3 separate regions of the Homo sapiens genome follow, and all the other regions are linked to region 2. The links are chromatin contacts, found by Hi-C or POLR2A ChIA-PET in ENCODE. All regions are on one chromosome and are shown on one strand. Each heading gives the region's core, a stretch centred on a gene start or an enhancer-like site at or near the end of the contact. The rest is flanking DNA. Distances are from core to core; before and after follow the strand shown.

The links. A loop is a pair of places that touch in the nucleus more often than their neighbours do. ChIA-PET counts read pairs that join two places held with the same protein, here RNA polymerase II (POLR2A). Pooled maps may share reads with other maps.
Region 1: a map of naive thymus-derived CD4-positive, alpha-beta T cell shows a loop between it and region 2 (7-fold over the local background). The contact joins the promoter of LINC00391 here to the promoter of GPC6 in region 2. A Hi-C loop is called at or near these places in 1 of 168 maps with a recorded cell type or tissue (naive thymus-derived CD4-positive, alpha-beta T cell), 3 of 37 single-sample maps with no recorded cell type and 7 of 50 pooled maps.
Region 3: a map of ascending aorta shows a loop between it and region 2 (5-fold over the local background). The contact joins the promoter of GPR180 here to the promoter of GPC6 in region 2. A Hi-C loop is called at or near these places in 1 of 168 maps with a recorded cell type or tissue (ascending aorta) and 6 of 50 pooled maps. POLR2A ChIA-PET finds 5 or more read pairs at or near these places in 1 of 52 experiments (MCF 10A).

What each region holds. Positions count from the first base shown.
Region 1 is chr13:94,707,197-94,710,959 of GRCh38, reverse strand. LINC00391 (long intergenic non-protein coding RNA 391) reads left to right here and starts at 2,459. Exons shown (of 3, transcript NR_170286.1): 1 at 2,459-2,609. It overlaps SOX21 (SRY-box transcription factor 21), which reads left to right. Exons shown (of 1, transcript NM_007084.4): 1 at 1-1,338. RefSeq lists an enhancer at 3,197-3,763.
Region 2 is chr13:93,225,352-93,229,100 of GRCh38, reverse strand. GPC6 (glypican 6) reads right to left here and starts at 2,294. Exons shown (of 9, transcript NM_005708.5): 1 at 1,485-2,294. The coding sequence starts at 1,644. RefSeq lists a silencer at 511-805 and an enhancer at 859-1,701.
Region 3 is chr13:94,599,739-94,603,795 of GRCh38, reverse strand. GPR180 (G protein-coupled receptor 180) reads right to left here and starts at 1,939. Exons shown (of 9, transcript NM_180989.6): 1 at 1,724-1,939. The coding sequence starts at 1,868. RefSeq lists a silencer at 1,529-2,128 and an enhancer at 1,907-2,201.

The DNA.
Region 1 (3,763 bases), core at 1,210-3,709, 1.5 Mb before region 2:
TGTGTGCGGCAGCAGTTGGCGTTTGCTTTGCACTTCGGAACCTGTTGCGTTTTGACCCACGGAGGTGGAGGAGTAACTTTTTGACATGTTGGCCTTTCCAGTTTTGTTGGAAGTTTCATGGTCGGTTTTGTTTTTGTTTCTCATTCTTCTTCCTCGCCCCTCAGCCCCCCAACCCCCAACCCCCTCCCGGTCCGTGTTGCATGCACGCTGTTCAAATGTGAGGTCTGAAATGGCTGGCACACGGGAAAAGCTGCTTGTGTCATTCGTTTCTGGGAGTGGGATGGCTCTGAGCAGCCTCGCCTCCCTGTTTGTACTATTTGAACTTTGCAGATCTCTGTTCTCTCAAGCAGAACTCCCAACCAGATCCATTCTTGACCAGTGACCGGCTCGAATCTGGCCTTTTGTGTGAGATGATCACGGTTTCTTTTGTTTATCACGCCATTTGCAAATCAGAGCAAGAGCTCTTTCTCAAGGGCAAGAAACGCAAACAAGAAATATTTGTGAGATGAAAGTTGTCAATTGGATTTTCTTCCTAAACAAACAACAACAACAAACTACTAGAAGTCTCCCTGAGTCCACTCGCTTGGATTTCTGACACAGTTTACAAAAAAGGAAAAAGGCACTGCTCCTATTTTCCCTTATGGCTGAGTTCACCTTAAGATTGTAAATGTGTATATGTCAGTGAAAACATTGAGGCTTGGAAAATGTGTTATTTTCGTTGCCCTAAGTTTGAGTCGACTTTAGACTCAAAAACATTTTGAGCGAATATCAAAGTTAACTTTTAAAAATTGCGAAACTATTTCAGAATCGCAATTTTATCGAAGATTAAATCAGACTTTTTTGTCTGGTAATTATATATTTATTATTTAGCAAAACTGAAGAAAAAAAGCACAGAATTGTTTCAACAGATGTCTCTCATTTTCAGCTAGCATTTCTCTCCCAAGTTGAGCTGGTTTAATGTGTTTTGGATTTCCCTCCTCAATTGGCTTATTTTTTAGATCACCTGCAATTCATTTGCAAATTGCAATAAAACACATTTTAGAAAAAAGGAACCTTCAATTATTAGCTTTGTTTCTTTTTAAATGTATATATTTTGACTAATGTTTGTGAATGAAGTTGGCTAACATGTATTTAGTTTCATTTTGGCTTTATGTAATATAAAGTTTTTAAAATTTTAAATATGGTTTTAACCTTTATGTGTAAATGATTTTCTAGTGTGACCTTCTAATTTAATATTAGACGTCTAAGGTATATCTGTAAATTAGAATCCGACTATCACTCTGTTCATTTTTTTTGAACAAAGAGTTTAAATAAAGCCTGAACCAGGGAAAAGAAAAATCTTCTATTTCTTGTTGAGTTCCTAACAAGATTTTTATCTGAATTGCCCTTACGTGCCTGGTCCAGGTGAAGTGTAAGGTATCCTCCAAAGGCACCCTTTGTTTCACTTTTGAATAGATTTACTAGGAAATCTAAATCAAGCCATTGTTATTCAGAGCCAAAAACCTGATTTATCACATTTTTAATCGTGAATAGGAAAGAAGATTTTTAAAAAGCCCAAGTCGTTGTATTAGCTTTAACAACAACAAAAAAAAGGCATTCATGAACCAGTAGAACAGAGCCCATTGAAAACATCCAGACCTTTCAAAGCATTTCACCAGTTTCTAGTAACATTTTAAGAGGGGAAAGTTGCTTGACCACTTTATCTTGTTAGTTGAAGAGCCCCACCACTTAAATCAGTGTAATTTGTTCTCCTATCTTTGGGGTATTCCTTGTTGACACCTTAAGGTTTTATTTGGAAGGATAATCACTACTAACGACAAAGTACAAATTTTGGCCTCTTTAGGACTTAATTTTGTTATGCTAATCGCATTAAAGTAGAAGTATAACATTCAAATGGAGAGGGTTGGATTTCTAGGGCTAGACAAATTGCTACTAAAGTTTGAAAAATCATAAAGGATTTTAATTTTAGACAAGAAATAGAAGACTGTCAGAAAAAAAAAAATAGGAAGATCTCGCCCCCCCGCAACCAAAATGGAAATTCTCAAGATACTATATACAAGTCTTAAACCAGTTTCCCCATTGAGACCATCTCTGGAGCTGCACGTCTTTATAAACGACCCAAGTCTTTAAAGTCATTGTTTTCCCCCAACGGAATAATATTTTAAAAACCATGAAAAGTTTTGGAAATGTGAGAAATAGGCTCTGCTGGTTTGACCCTGATTCACTAATTAAAATGATCCCTCTCCTGTTATTCCCTGAGCTCTTTGCAATATTATAAGTTAATTCATATGGTTCTGAGCGATTATGCAAAACTAATTTGGACTGTCCAGGGGTAATTATCCCTGACACGGTTAATTAAATCCTTTCAAGGCTTCGTCTTTCCCTTTTGTAGCAGCCCATCCCTTCTCAACACGGAACTTCCTGCGGCTCGCTGGAAATCACCCCAGCCCTAAATCTTAGTTACCACCCTGAGCCTTCCAGCTCGGCCGCCTCCTCGGCCTGAAGACTCCCCGCCTCCTCCCGCCCCCTCCCCTTTTCCCAAAGATCAGCGTTTTCTGGGAGAAACGCTCCGGAGTTGTTGATGAATGAGAAGAGGACTGGAAAGATGGGTAAGAGGAGGGGTGAGGATGCCGAGGGGGAGCACCGAGGTCATATCGCCAACAGATTGTGCGGCTGTTTGAGGACCTCCACAGGCCCCACAGACTCGTTTATCACCCATTCTGACTCCAATGGTCTTGCTAACAAGTTGGCGGGTTTTGCGCCTGCAGAGAGCCTCCTGCCAAGTTAGACTGTGCAGAAGTAAGGGGTTGGAGCGGGGGGAGCGGCTCCGGGGCAAGAGGGCGTAGAGAAAGGCCCGGGGGTGGGTGGTGTAAGCGTCTGAAAGTGGCCCACAAATGCAGCGCTGTGATTGGGCAGAGAGCTGCTGCTGGCTCGCGATCTCTATCTCCATCTCTTTATCTATCTCCGTCTCTCTCCCTGTTTCTCCATTTTTCTTTCTTTCCTTCTCTCTCCTTCCTTCCTTCCATCTTTCTTCTTTCCCTTCCTTTTATTCTTCTATTTTCGTTTCTTTTCAAGGTTTTTTTTAAAGCCATGATGCAATTTCTTTGGTATTCACCGTTGTCCCAAAACTTGAAGCAAGCCTCGTATCCAAGGGGCCAGGCATGTTGCTTCGGGCTTTGTGCAAACAGGTGGAATTGCGCTGTGTAAGCAGTAAGAACTGGTGCTGGGGACGCTGTCGCGCGAGGGGGTGGCTTTGGGAGAGCAGGGTTGCTGGCCGCGATTGTTACTTCCCTTGACAATTTCCTCCTCCCCCTCCCCCAAGAAGATAGGAGAAAGCACCGCGGATCTCCCTCTCACCCCAGGCTCGGGGCGCAGAAGATGGAGAGAAGATTCCACTCTCCCCGGAGCAGATAGGGACGGTCGCGCCAGCCAATCAGAGCGCGGCTCGGCGCCGGCGCTCCCGGCCGCCTGGGCCGCCGTGTCCTCCAGGCAAGCGAAGTTCCCGCAACTCGTCCGCCTCGAGGGTCCGCGTCTTTCTTGCGCCCGCGGCCCAGCGGAGGCCGAGGGAGCCGTCCAAACTTTATTAATCTCTCCTCCTTTCTTTCTCCCTCAGCCCAGTGCATCTCAAAGGTCAGCCCTCTTCTTTTAAAAGACTGATATTATTAATGCACTGACAATTCCTCCCCCCCTTTTCTTTTTTCTCTCTTGCAGGGGGGAAAAAAAGGGAAATGGTGAAAAGAGCTTTTTTTATCCTTTTTTTTTT
Region 2 (3,749 bases), core at 1,045-3,544:
AAGAAGTAACAAGGATAGAAAAGTAGGCTTATAATTCACCACAGATTCTAACTTAGACTCAGCAAAGGGAATGTCTGGCTCTGAACTGAAAAAGCTCCTTCTATATAATGAGCGTGGTAATTTGCGCCTCTTTTTTTCCCCCTTTGCCAATGCTCAAATTTATTTAAATGTGTTCATTTCAGTGTAAGTAAAAACCCTCACTTCTACAGCTTGAAAATCATAAGAAAATAGTAATTCCTCAACGTATCGAAACTGTGATGTTCTAAGATATCTGCAAAATGCTTTTCATCCATCCACCAGTTATTTGGCAAAAAGCAGACAGAGGCTGGTGGAAATTCAGCGTTTTGACTTGACGATCTGAGGTCACTAAGGACTTCAGCTGCCCGGTTTGAGCAGCCCGCGCCCTCGCAGCATCTCCTGGCCTCCCTCGGCCTCTCTCAGTTCTGTTCTTTAGCAGCCAAAGGATTATCTCTCCCCGACACGTTTCATTCACAGAGCCCCAGAGAAGCTCGGATTCGGTTGGAGCTAAGAGCCGGAAAACAAGCACCCAGACTGCCGCGCAAGTTGTCGGAGACCAAGTGCTACACACACTGGCGCCGAGAGAAAGGGTGGGCGCTCTCAAGCTCTTGGTGGAGCAATGCCAGTGGCCGGGCATGCGGGGGACACGGGGCCCCCGAACCCGGACCCGAATCCCCAGCTGAGCCACCCGCTAAAGTTGGCTGTTCGCTGGCAGACGAGGCCGGCTCCAGACCGGGTGGCAGGGTGTCCCCGGGCCCTGAGTGGCCAACAGCAACTGGGGAAGCACTGAGGAACCCTAACGGGAAAGCCCGCCCCACATCTGAAACAGGCAGCCCGTGAAGTCCCCAAACCAGCCTTGAAACGCCGGCGTCCAGAGGCCAGGTCCCCGGCGAGGGTCCCTCCCAGCCTTGCCCGCCCCCGGCCCGAGCGCCGGGCGCTCTGTCGCCCGAAGGACGGATAGGGGAGAGAGGGGCTGGGGGAGCCCTCCGCGTCTCTCCACCGCCCCTGCCGGCGCAAGGGCGGGAGTGGAGAAGGCGCCACTCAGACTGTGGCGCTGGGCAAACTGCGGTCGCAGTTCTTCCAAGTTTGCCCGAACCAGAACGCGGAGTGAGCGCCCGGCTCGGCTCTCCGTCTGCGCCTTGCAGCCGCCCCGGAGTGACCCGGGCTCCCTGGCCAGCCGGGCCTGAGCCATCAACTAAGGGGTAGAAGGGCGCGAGAGCAGCGGGAGGCGGGAGCCAGGGTGCTCCCGCGTGTGCACACAATGAGGCGGCGGAGACGCACACCTTCCCCCGCCGAAGAAGCCGCAGGAGCATCCGCCGCCCAACACGGAGACGCGGAGTCCCATAGCGGTGGCAGAAAGTGAGCACCAACTCAGCAACAGGGGGAAGGAAGGGGACGCCGGGCGGCCAGTGGGACGTGCGGCAGCCGAGGGCTGCAGCCTGCCCCTGCAGCGCGCCCGCGCTTACCTGCGATCTCCTGGTAGGGGATGTCCGCCAGGCTGAATCCCTTGGCACCGTACGCCTGGCGGACCTCTCCGCAGCTCCGAGCCTTCACATCCGCCCCGGCGGGGAGGGAGAGCAGCAGCCCCAAGAGGGGAAGAATCACAGCCCCGATCCAAGAAGGCATGGTGCAACATACAAATCCAGCTCGGTAAACCCCACGGCCGGTGCGCTCTTCACCTTGCCCCTCAAGCCGAAAGCCCGCCAGAGGCAGCGGCGCGCTCCTCGCCGCTGCCCAGCGTCACCCCCTTCTGCCAGCCGAGGGGACGAGCAGCGCAGCCCTCTGGACTGCGCTCAGCAAACTTTTATAAGCCAGATGGACGATGGCAAGCCAACAAGGGCTGGCTGGGAAGGCTGCTGCCTTGCTCCTCTAGCCCCCAGATGGAAACGGTGCAATCAAAACGAGGAAGAGAAGGAAAAGAAGTGTTTAAAAAACCACCATGGGGGTTCAGAGCTGCAATCCGAGTTCCGAGCCGCAGAATCCTGGAGCGCTGCGGGCTCGGCTCGCCGGAGTGTGCGGCAAAGGTGGGAGCGCGCGCCGGCTCCCCCGGGAGGGAGATGGACAAGCGAGAGCGAGTGTGTATGCGCGCGTGTGTCTGTTGGTGTGAGCTCGAGGTTCTTGGGGATGTGTGTGCGTGGAGGTATGTGTTGGGGATATACGAGATCTAGGGGAAACCTCAGCTTAACACAGGCTGTGGGAGCCTGTGAGAGTCCTCCTGAAATAGGAAGAGAGAAATCCTGGAGACAGTCACTGGAGGCAAGAGGGAAGGAGAAAGGAGGGGGGAGAAAGAAACGTGCTACACATTGCACAGCCGAAATTCACAGGCCGAGTCAAAGGCAAAACCTGGACTGGATCTCTTCCTAGTCGGTAGAAAGGGGAAAAAAAGAAAAAGAAACGTACCTATTTTCTTATTCACTTCACATCCTTTATACCGATCTGAAATGACATCAATAAACAATCTAGAAAGACAAGGTAATTTTAAGTCATTAACATGTTATTAAGCTGTATTTTTATGGAGGTAAAGGATAACGCAGTTCCAATTGTTGCTCTTAATATGTGTCCCTGACCTACTGAAACACAAAGCCAGAGTGGAAATAGTCATAGACGGGAGTTCATGGGTGGCAGAGCACAATCACGGCTCTAACTAGTTGCCTAATTTCTGTTTGACTTTGTTTTTTTCTAAAGGCACACATTACAGACTGGTAGTTCTTAATTTTTAAAGGTTTGGTTCTAGACTCAACAATTTCCCCTTTTTTTATTTCAAATATCTCATAGCCTTCGATCAGAAATCATTATGCTTAGGTTTCTAATGTGTGGAGGATCGGGAAAGCTAACAACCAGACCACAGAAGCAACAAGAAAAGGAGAGCACAAGGGTCAGAGGTGCATAAAGGGACATAATGGGGGAAGGGAGGTGATTCCTTCCCTCTCACTAGATGCCCTCACATAGTAGACTTAACATTTTCTTCCAAGTTAACATAATTCTCAAGTGGAGAATCAATCCAATTTCTTCTTCCTGTCTCCATTTACACTGATGTTCTGTGAACGGGATAAAAGTGAAAATTCAGGTTTGCCTAATTGACTTTGTTATGCTAATGGACGCACTAAAGTCAGCTGGCAGAAGTGTGTGTTGAAACCCAGAGCTCCTGAAACTACTAAGATAGTTTAATGAAAACCAAGACAAAATAATAATAATAATAGTGTTTATTCACTTACGTGGCTATGTGTCATAGGTCAGCACATTATTCACAAACTACTACAAGGTAATGCACAGTTTTGTGGAGCTCACCTATGAAGCTACACATGAAGATGTTTTCCTGATGATGATATGAATGACCAGAATGACTCATGAAGTTTAAATCTTTGAGTTTGTCATTATCATCACAACATATTAGGTACATTGTCTTCCTCTCTTTAATAAATTCCCCCTCTCCTAACCACCAAAAAGACTCTCAAGATTCAACCTCATTTAACCTTTCCAAACGCTTTAAAAATGAAGTCGACTTATTTACAGAGCCACTTTGTCTTCTTCAAACTCATAGGTCAAGACAAAACAAAACCAAAAAAAAAAAAAACAAAACAAAACAAAAAAAAAAACTCCATAGCTAAATCTTTCTGAAAACGCAACACACTTAACTTTTTTTCTCTTAAAATTTTAGCACAGTTTTTTGCTTTCACAATATTTATGCTAACTGGCAGATCTTAAATCACTGAACTTATTTTCCCTCAAGT
Region 3 (4,057 bases), core at 690-3,189, 1.4 Mb before region 2:
AGGAGACTGTTTTTCATTTTAAGATCTTCTATTCTCCTGGAAATTTTTTTTCTATGCTTTTATTACTATAATTACCACTTTGATTAAACATTTTAAATATATTTAAATATACAGTATATATATCAAAGAATGTGCAAGTCTCTTACATAAATTGATTACATATTTTGAAGTCTTACAAGTGACTCTGAGGCCCAATTGACACTGTAAATTGCATTCCGAGTTACAGTTCATTGTTTCAGTATAGTTTTTGTATTATTATTTTACTGAATTGGGATTCATGAAAATTGGTAATAACTATATGTGATTTTACACATATGAAACAGAATGAACGCACTTGAAACACCTTATCCCCAATCTGTCTTGAGAAATCTGAATTTAGTACATGTTTCTCCTCCACGTTTACCAGATGATCATCAGGAACTATGAGGTCGTCCAAGTCTCTCTGCTGGTCCTAAGTAATAACCCACGTCTTCTATACATCCCACATTTTCCAACACTGTCCACATTGTGCCATTTAAGACAGTGGCTGTCAATACTCAAAGTATGGTTACAGTCCGTTGAATGAGAAACTCAAAATGTTACAAAAAATAATAAAATTGTTTCTAGTGTTTCTTCTTCATTCACCCAAAATATATTCCACATTGGATTTTGAAAAACTGGGTTACTGAAACTCCTTTTCTTAGCTATCTTAAAAACTTCAAAAAAAAAAAAAATCAGGATCCCTTCCCTTTATTCTGTCAATTCTGTAATTTCCCAATACTTTAAATTCCTTTTCTCACCAAAGTAGTTCCGTTTCTATTATCTTCTCCTAACAATATTTTCTAGGCCAATATTCTGATGTTCATCGTTGCATCTTTTAATGCTAAAGACTGTACAAATCAAAGTTCCTAATGTCATCAAGGCAAATAATTATTTGAAATACAGCACTAGTCAAATTAAGAGTACCAAGAAAAACACTTAAATTGTGAGAGTGCAAATGAGACCAAAATTAGAATGAATTGCAAATGCATTTATTGAAGGAATAATTACTGATTTTTGAGGAAGACCAAAAGGTCTGAAATCAAACGCAACTCTGATTTCAGAAGAGCCACACAGAACACAAATTAGGGAGCTTCCAAGATGCTACTTAAATGCATTTTCATCAGCTTAATTCTAGGCCTTACTGCCCATAGTAAATCTACTGCCCTAGTAGCCAAGTAACCAAACTGCTCAATATAACAACTACATTATCAAGTGTTTTACTTGGTTTCCAAAACCACTCTGTTGCAAGTAGGTCTCAGGAAATTGGTCTTTAAAAAAAAAAAAAAAAAAAAGGAAATTTAAGTTTCTAGGGTTAAATTCTCCCGTCACAGTGTGGCCGAGACAGGAAGGAGCAAATATGCTTCTTTGCGGGAAGGATCTGGAAAGATGCGGCCGACCAGTCTTTTGCACATTGGCTTCCAAGGGGAGGGTTGGGGAAATGGAAACCAGCTTTCAGGTGCGGAACACGATCACTAGTGGCGAGAGGCCGCTGCCTGGGGCTGGAAAGCCGCACCAGCGGGGTTGGCAAGGAACGCATCCCACCATTCGCGGCAGCTGCTGCAACGCTGGAGGTCCAGGTGAGGCTGGGGAAGTCGCCGGCCTCGCCCAACGTGGCAGGGAGGGGCCGGGAGGAGCGGCCGGCGGACTCAGCCGGCGGGATGGGCCAGCGCGCCTTCATCCCCCTCCCCGCCCCCAGACCTACCATGGAACTCGAAGTGGCCGATGCGCTGGCCCTGGGCGTCCTGGGCCGCGGTGCTGCTGAAGCTGCCCCGCAGGGTCTTACCCTGGCTGCCCTGCGGCCACCAGCAGCACGTGAGGGCCACAGCCAGCAGCCGCAGCCCCCCCATGCCCGTCTCCAGGTCTGCACCGACGCCTCGGCTCCCAGCCGCCGGCGGCTGCCCGCCCCACGTCGGCAGCTGGGGGAGGCGGGGTGGGCGCCGGAGACCTGCTGCTCTGGAGCCTGAGAGCCAATGAGGCGGGCTCCTCTGCCATAAGCCGAAGACATTCACCAGTCAGAGGCCGAAATGGGCGGGACGCGCAGATCCTAGCGTCCCATCAGTCCCCGGCTTTTGACTAGTTCCCGCCTTTTTCTTTAATGAGGAATCAGGAGGATGTTGCTTCAGGTTACGGAAAACTCATCTCCCTCCTCATTGCCTAGCACGTCTTGCTACTGAGCATGCGCGGGCGCGCTGGCACGAGTCCGCGGGGCCTTCGAAGGGCTTGTGGGATTCGGAAAAAACTTAAGAAATGCAGGACAGGACTGTTTCTGGCCGAGAGAGTTAAACTCCCGCAAAGAAAAAACTGTGTTCTTATGCAGATTTTCTTCCTTGGCGCCTGTATAACCTACAGGACGTGTCCGATTTAATGTCTCAAAGACACTTAGCTCCGCATGACCACAATTTAACGCATGCCTTCTCTTGGCATCTCCAGCCGATTTTTCCCTCCTAGGTTCTCTGGCTTCTCGAATTACATTACCCCCACCCCCACCCCCGCCCGCAGACCAGACCGCTGGGAATTGTAGGCCCCCCCCCCCCCGCAATTCAATCAATTCAATAACAAGTGTGGATTAGCCCTTCTTCTGGTGAGGGTGGGAAGCAGCGGCCACAGTCCTACTCAGTTCATCACTTTGTTGGCCTATGGCAAAGACCGTCTCTACAGTCTTCATTCTAATTGGCTACAATCCATCTCTACCCTACAGCCACAGAAAGCTGTAGGAAACAATTTGCTGCACTTGCCTTGAAAGGTTCTCAATTGCCTTTAGCACACAACCCAAACTCTAGAATATGGCTCTTCAACTCTCAAATGTCTGTTTTTTCTCATCTCCATCCTTACCGCCGTTGGTTTCCTGAACACTCCCAAGTTCTCCCTTCTAGGCCTATATCACTCCCTGATCCCTCTGGCTAGAATACTTCTGCTTATTCCAACACTGGACCTCCTCACCTTCCTTTTCCTCCTTTACTCCTCCTTCCCAAGGCACTTTAAGAAGCCTTTCTCAAACCCCTAAGTCTGTAGTAGATGCCCCTGGAACCAGAATCCCTTACTTCCCTACCAGAGCACTCACGCACTGTACTGTAAGTATCCATTCATGTGTCTGAAATCTCCGCCTCTATTGTCAGCTCCAGCTGGTCAGTGACTACACTTTTTTTTTTTTTGAGACGGAGTTTCACTCTTGTTGCTCAGACTGGAGTGCAATGGCGCGATCTCGGCTCACCTCAACCTCTGCCTCCCGGATTCAAGCGATTATCCCACCTCAGCCTCCCGAGAAGCTGGGACTGCAGGCATGCGCCACCATGCCCGACTAATTTTTTATTTTTAGTAGAGATGGGATTTCTCCATGTTGATCAGACTGGTCCCAAACTCCCGACCTCAGGTGATCTGCCCGCCTTGGCCTCCCAAAGTGCTGGGATTACAGGCGTAAGCCACCTTGCTGGCTATACCTGTCTTAATGAAAGTGAGGCAGGAGAATAGGGCCTGGGGTGAGGGAACCTAAGGCGTTTTTACACCGACTTTCTAGAACTATTAAAGGAAAACCCTAACTTTCCACCCTAAGTAACAAAAGGACCAGAGGCTATGCCCTTTGCAAATCCCCACCTTTTCTGTGAGGCAGATAAGAAATTGGCTGTCCCTACCCAGTCAGACTGATTGCCAGCTGAGTCTTCGTTTGCATAGAAGTGCAACTTTGTAACTCTGTAACATTGCTTTTTGCAACCAATCAGATGTTTGCACAGGAGTGTGACCTTTGTAACTCCACTTCAGCCTCTGATTCATTGCTTTCCCCAAGAATCAGACCTATTGGGGGCCACCACTTCATTTATATGAGGTGAGCTCCAAGTGGCCAATGGGAAACTTCTAGGGAGTATTTGGACCCAAGATGATTATGTGTCCAGGCCCTTCTGCGCTGTGTAGTTGCATTTTCTTTTTTTGAGACAGAGTATCACTCTGTCACTCAGGCTGGAGTGCAGTGGCACAATCTCGGCTCACTGCAACCTCCGCCTCCCAGGTTCAAGTGATTCTCCTGCCTCAGCTTCCAGCTGGA